2 separate regions of the Homo sapiens genome follow, and region 1 is linked to region 2. The links are chromatin loops, found by intact Hi-C in ENCODE. Cell type or tissue: A673. All regions are shown on one strand. Each heading gives the region's core, and the rest is flanking DNA. Links, peaks and the distances in the headings are about the cores only.

What was found. Hi-C counts contacts between places; a loop is a spot of excess contacts. Peaks named below come from ENCODE experiments on the same cell type or tissue, not always from the same donor. Only the 100,000 strongest peaks of a DNase experiment are listed, where the experiment ranks them.
Region 1: a loop joins it to region 2, with 2.8 times the contacts of the local background. A loop is called at or near these places in 21 of 110 quality-filtered maps.

Annotation. Positions count from the first base shown.
Region 1 is chr7:957,667-960,565 of GRCh38, forward strand. No RefSeq gene overlaps it. Among named protein-coding and RNA genes, the nearest start is that of ADAP1, 4.4 kb to the left of the region's middle. RefSeq lists a silencer at 562-621. In A673, for the core only: no CTCF peak of the experiment used is centred there; a DNase peak (open chromatin) is centred at 1,725; H3K27ac peaks cover 468 bases.
Region 2 is chr7:785,370-788,250 of GRCh38, forward strand. It overlaps DNAAF5 (dynein axonemal assembly factor 5), which reads left to right. Exons shown (of 13, transcript NM_017802.4): 13 at 148-1,106. The coding sequence ends at 284. Among named protein-coding and RNA genes, the nearest start is that of SUN1, 46 kb to the right of the region's middle. In A673, for the core only: CTCF peaks have their summits at 1,209 (motif pointing right), 1,408 and 2,188; a DNase peak (open chromatin) is centred at 1,252.

The DNA of each region.
Region 1 (2,899 bases), core at 288-2,787, 170 kb after region 2:
CAGGGTGGGCCAGACCCAGACCAGTGCTGGTCAAAGGCTGTTCCGGCCAGCAGCGGCTGGCGAGGGGCCTGGACAGGCGGCGTGCCTGCTCCTGCTCATGCCCAGTGGCCTACAAGCTCTGCTGAGCCTCCTGCCCCTTGTCACTGACCCGCACGGCTGCACCAGGGACCCTGACACTCATTCCTCAAGCATCTCCCTAGTCCAGAGCCAGAGGCAGCCGCCTCCTGTGACCACTCGGCCACACAGCAGACCCTGGGCAGGGGGCTCCCGAGAGCAGGGCGAGCTCCTCCAGCGTCGCCTGAGCACGGGGCCTGCGCGTGGTAGGCCAGCAGGCGACTTTGATTGGAAGCTGGCTCCTCCCAGGCCTGCAGCTGCGGGGTGAGCCTCTCAGCACAGGCAGAAGGGGGCTCTCCCCAGGGAAGGGGCAAATGGACTGAGGCCGGGCTGGGCCCTGCTCTGCGACCATCTTGCCCAACAGTCAGCCGAGCTTGCTCAACCAGGAGCTGCCTCAGGGGAGGGGAGGTTGTGGAGGTTCACTTCCCTCTCCACCCCGCACAGGGGCCGGGGCTAATTCAGTCAAATTATCTGCGCTTGGACAGCGTCTGGCACGATGGCCGTGAGCTCAGTAGGCCGCCCTGCAGGCCAAGCAGGGGTCTTCAACATCCAGGCTCAGCGCAGGGGTGGGCAGCTCCTGGCTCTACCTGCCTCAGCTGTGGGGATGGGGGTCGTGATGTTGGGCCCCCATGTGGCCGGCCCCCTCCAGGGAAGCCCACTGGCTGTGGCCTCCACCCTGTCCTCTGCGACGTGCCTTTGGCCCTGCGCAGACCCTCCTGGGCCTTCTGACTGCTGTGAGGGCCCTGCCACCCCTCGGGCACCTGGAGTAGGAGTTCAGCAGCATACGGATCCTAAAGAGCTCTGCTCAGGAGGGGCTTAAAGGAGACACGGGGATTCCCCAGAAATAGCCACTGCGCCCCGAAATGCAGGGGAGGGGGAACCACCCAGGACCAGAGGTGGTCTCAGCACAATTTTCTGGGAGTGGGGCTAGACCCGGAAACCCCTTTGGAAGCAGGGAGTCCTCAGGGGCCTCCCCAAGATGTCATGCCATGGAGGTGGGTGCACAGGTTGGCTTACTGGGTTTTGGGGCATTTGAACATATCTTTTGCTTGGTTTTCCAAACAGAGATGGGGTCTGGAGTGGAGAAGGGGGTCGTGGAGAGCCATCCCCATAACCGACGGGCTGGTGGCAGGTATGGAGCTGGGCACTGCGCCCGGGCAGGGGTCCTGCCATCCCCCATCCTTTCCTCCCCCGCTGGGCAGCTGGCGTTGGCCTGACCACTCCAGTCACGGCCCAGGTCTCCCCAGGTGCCATCTCTTGAGGCCTGGGACCAGCAGGGTCCTCGGGGGCCGGAATCACGCACTTGGCATGGGGAGGAGGCCCAGACCCGACGCGGGACCCCGGGAGGTGCTCTCCCCCCACCAGCCCTGGCCCCTTTCCGCAGCGACCATCGGGCAGTAGTGTTTACAAAGTTCACACCCAAATTGGTGCAGCCTCAAGAAACAGTTACTTATAAAGAACCCATACAACTCAGTAATAAAAAGGCAAGTGAACCAATTAAAAAAAGGGCAAAGAATCTGAACACATGCGTCCCCAAGGAAGACACACAGCCGCCGACAGGCACCGGAAATATTCAGCACCATTAGTCGTCAGGGAAATGCCAATCACACCAGGATGCAGTGAAGACCTGGCGGGGGGCCGGTGGAGGGAGGCTAGGATTTACAGACAGACAGTGCCGGTGAGGATGGGGGAAGCTGGCCCCTCCCACAGCGCTGGTGGGTGTAAGACGGTGCAGCCGCCCTGGAAAACGGGCTGGCATGGAGCTACCGTGGGACCCTGGAAACCCACTCCCCGGTATGCGCCCGAGGACGGCAGAAAACACGTCCACACGCACCTGGACACGAGTGTTCTCAGCAGCATCTTTCCTTTTCTCTTTTTTTTTTTTTTCTTTTGAGATAGAGTCTCGCTCTGTCACCCAGGCTGGAGTGCAGTGGCATGATCTCGGCTCACTGCAACCTCCGCTCCCGGGTTCCAGCAATTCTCCTGCCTCAGCCTCCTGAGTAGCTGGGATCACAGGTGTGAGCCACCACGCCTGGCTGATTTGTGTATTTTTAACAGAGACGAGGGTTTCACCATGTTGATCAGGCTGGTCTCAAACTCCTGACTTCGTGATCCGCCTGCCTCGGCCTCCCCAAATGCTGGGATTACAGGCATGAGCGCCCAGCCTTATTATTTATTTTTTCAAGATAGGGTCTTGCTCTGTCACCCAGGCTGGAGTACAGTGGTGCAATCATAGCTCAGTGAAGCCTCAACTTCTTAGGCTCAAGCCAATTCTCCCTCCTGAGCCTCCCGAGTAGCTGGGAATACAGGTGTGCGCCACCATGCCCAGCTAAGTTTTGTGGGGTTTTTTGTATCTTGCTACGTTGCCCAGGCAGATCTTGAGCTCCTGGCTTCAGGTGATCCACCTGCCTCAGCCTCTCAAAGTGCTGGGATTACAGGCGTGAGCCGTCATGCCCAGCCAGCGTTACTCAGAACAGTCCCAAATGCAGACAGCCCACACGTCCACCAGCTGATGGGTGGATAAGCCAAGAGTGGTCTGTGCCCACCACAGAGTGCGACTCAGCCGTGAACACACCACGACACAGGCGAAGCTTGAACACACTGTGCGAAGTGACAGGAGCCAGGCACAGAGGAGCAGATGGCGGGTGCTGTGGGAACTGACAGGAGCCAGGCACAGAGGGTCGGATGGCGGGTGCTGTGGGAACTGACAGGAGCCAGGCACAGAGGGTCGGATGGCGGGTGCGGTCACACGCAGGACGTGCCGTTCACGTGAGCCCTGTGCATG
Region 2 (2,881 bases), core at 1-2,500:
ACTACTGTATGTCCACCCAGCAGCGTCAGGTTATTTGCAGATGCTTTTACAGATGCTTGAACTTCACTACAAAGCCAATTTGCACGAGAGGTAAGATTGGTTTCATGTTTGTTTCTGGCATGTTCAAGGTGTTTTTCTGTTTTACAGAGGTCCTCAAAGAGGGCAGCGGGCTGTTCCCAGATCTCCTGGTGAGGGAGACGGAGGCCGTCATCCACAAGCACCGCTCGGCCACCTACTGCGAGCAGCTCCTGCAGCATGTGCAGGCCGTGCCAGCCACACAGTGACCACGCTGGTTTCAGCCACGGCACACCCTTGTCCCCACCTGAGCCAGAGTTTGTGGCCTTTAAATCTCATAAACAAGGCACCTCTGTGCCAGCAGTGAGACTGTGACAGCAAGAATGTACTCCTCAGGACACCTGCCCACTCTTTCCCTGGAATAACAGCCTCTGAGTGGATTCTGCATGTTATGTGATTTGTTCTGTTCATCGAGAGGGCTCCCAAACATCTGCAGCTGATTTGAAATTAAAAGTAAGTCGCAGCCGCTCCTCCCGCAGCCACTTCAGCAGCATCTTAGATTTTAAGCCTCACGTGCGCAGCTGGTTCATGAACTATTGGCTGCATCCTGCTTAGGTGCCCACCAAGAAGGTTTTTACCTACTTAACAAAAAAGAAAGAAGCCAAAGTGATTAGAAAGAAATGAAATCTCTTTTTGGGTTCTGTCTACTGAAATTTAATATCTCAGTGAACAGACTAAAAGGAATTTAGAATCCTAACAACTTATCAGATTTCTCCTGTTTTAAATATACTGGGACTTTAAAGGTTATATGTCCGGTCACCGTATGTTTTAAGTCGGTGTTAATGCTAACAGTGTTGAAAACAATATTTCATGAGATCTAATTGTGGTTGCCCCTATAGGTAGCAGGAAAGTAAAGTTGCATTTCCCTCTCGCACATTCTACACCCAAGTGCCTAAAAGATCTCATTGTAAGTGGGTAGTGTTACCGGAAGCCATTGTGTTCACACGGGGGAAATGCCGTATATATTTTTCAACAAATATTAACGTTTATACTTTCATGTTTGAAAATTTAATTAAAAATGTTTGTTTTAATGATTGTGTATGCCTGACTTTGTGAGTTGGTAACTAACCGACATGTCAGGCAGGGATCCCAGCCTCTAGAATTCCAGAGTTCCTCTGTGGGGTGTCGTAGTGCCCGCTCTGGACACCAGGGGGCAGGAGCTCCCAACACGTTCGGGGAACACCCCTGGTAAGGAGGGCCCCATAGGACTCACCTTGAGAGGGGCTGGGGCATCAGGGTGAGGGCAGGCCAGCCTTGGGGGGGTGTCAGGGTTGGGGGAGGTCAGCCTTGGGGGGCATCATCAGGGTGAGGGCAGGCCAGCGTTGGGAGGGGTGTCATGGTTGGGGAGGTCAGCCTTGGGGGGTGTCAGGGTCGGGTGAGGTCAGCCTTGGGGGGCATCAGGGTGAGGGCAGGCCAGCCTTGGGGGTGTCTGGGTAGGGGGAGGTCAGCCTGGTTGGCAGGTGGGGTGTCCAGGTGCAGAGAGGTCAATCTGGATGGGGGTTGGTTTCAGAGTTGGGGGACGTCAACCTTGATGGAGGGTGTTTTGTCTGGGTGGGGGAAGGTCACCTTTGGGATTGTCTGGGTGGGGGAGGTCAGCCTTGGGGGAGGTCAGCCTTGGGGGTGGCTGGGGTGTCCAGGTTGTGGGAGGTCAGCCTGGGGGGGACGCCGGGGTGGAGAGGTCAGCCTTGGGGGGTGTCTGGGTTGAGGGAGGTGAACCTCGGAGGGTGTCAGGGTTGGGTGAGGTCAGCCTTGGGGGGTATCTGGTTTGGGGGAGGTCAGCCTTGTGGTGTCTGGGTTGGGGGAGGTCAGCCTTGGGGGGTGTCTGGGTTGGGGGAGGTCAGCCTTGGGGGGTGTCTGGGTTGGGGGAGGTCAGCCTTGGGGGGTGTCTGAGTTGGGGGAGGTCACTCTTGGGGGGAGTCAGGGTGGGAGGAGGTCACTCTTGGGGGGTGTCTGGGTTAGGGGAGGTCACCCCTGGGGGGTGTCAGGGTTGGGGGAGTTCAGCCTTGGGGATGGCTGGAGTGTCCGGATTGGGAGGTCAGCATGTATAGCTGAGCCTGCCCCATGGACTCACATCCCCTGCCCTAGACACCCTCGCCACCCTCTGGTCCCCTTCAGAGTTGCACCGTCATGGCTGTTCCCTGCGCCAGCTTCTGTAACTCGTGGCCACAGGGATTTCGGGGGCCCTCAGGGGTGGTCTTCCACCTCTTCCTTGTGTGCCCTTTGACCTCTGTGGCTTCTGCCACATCCTTGAAGAGCCCTCAAGAGCCCCTGGGTCGGTGGTCCTTGGTGGCGATGGAGCCAGTGGCAGCAGCCTCACCTGGAAGCTTGTTAGAAAGGCACATTGCAGGGCCTCAGGCCAGACCTACTGAGGCAGAGACAGGTGGGCCGCAGTCAGCCCTGCAGGTGATTCTGAGGCTGCGGACTGGGAGGACCCCCACCTGTGCACCAAGCAGTTCCCATCCAGCTCCCATCCAGCACGAGGCTCCGTCGTCTGTCTCTGTCACAAGACCCAGAAATGAATGGCAGGGAGCTTGCCCGAGAGGACACACGTGTGAGGGGCCCCTCGACCCCTCGGACGCAAGTGCACCAACCCCTGGGCCGTCCCTCGCCCTGCATGCTGGGGCCACAGCATGGGAAGAGACATCAGCGCTGCCGCTCCGTCTCTACACATCTGTAAAGGGAGCTCCCAGGGACCTGGCACGTCCACAGGTGCGTGTGTTCAGAGAAAGACGGAAACCCAGCCTACAAGGGTTCACAGACACCCAAGAGGCATTACGTCCCTCTCCACTTAATTCTTTGAAATGTT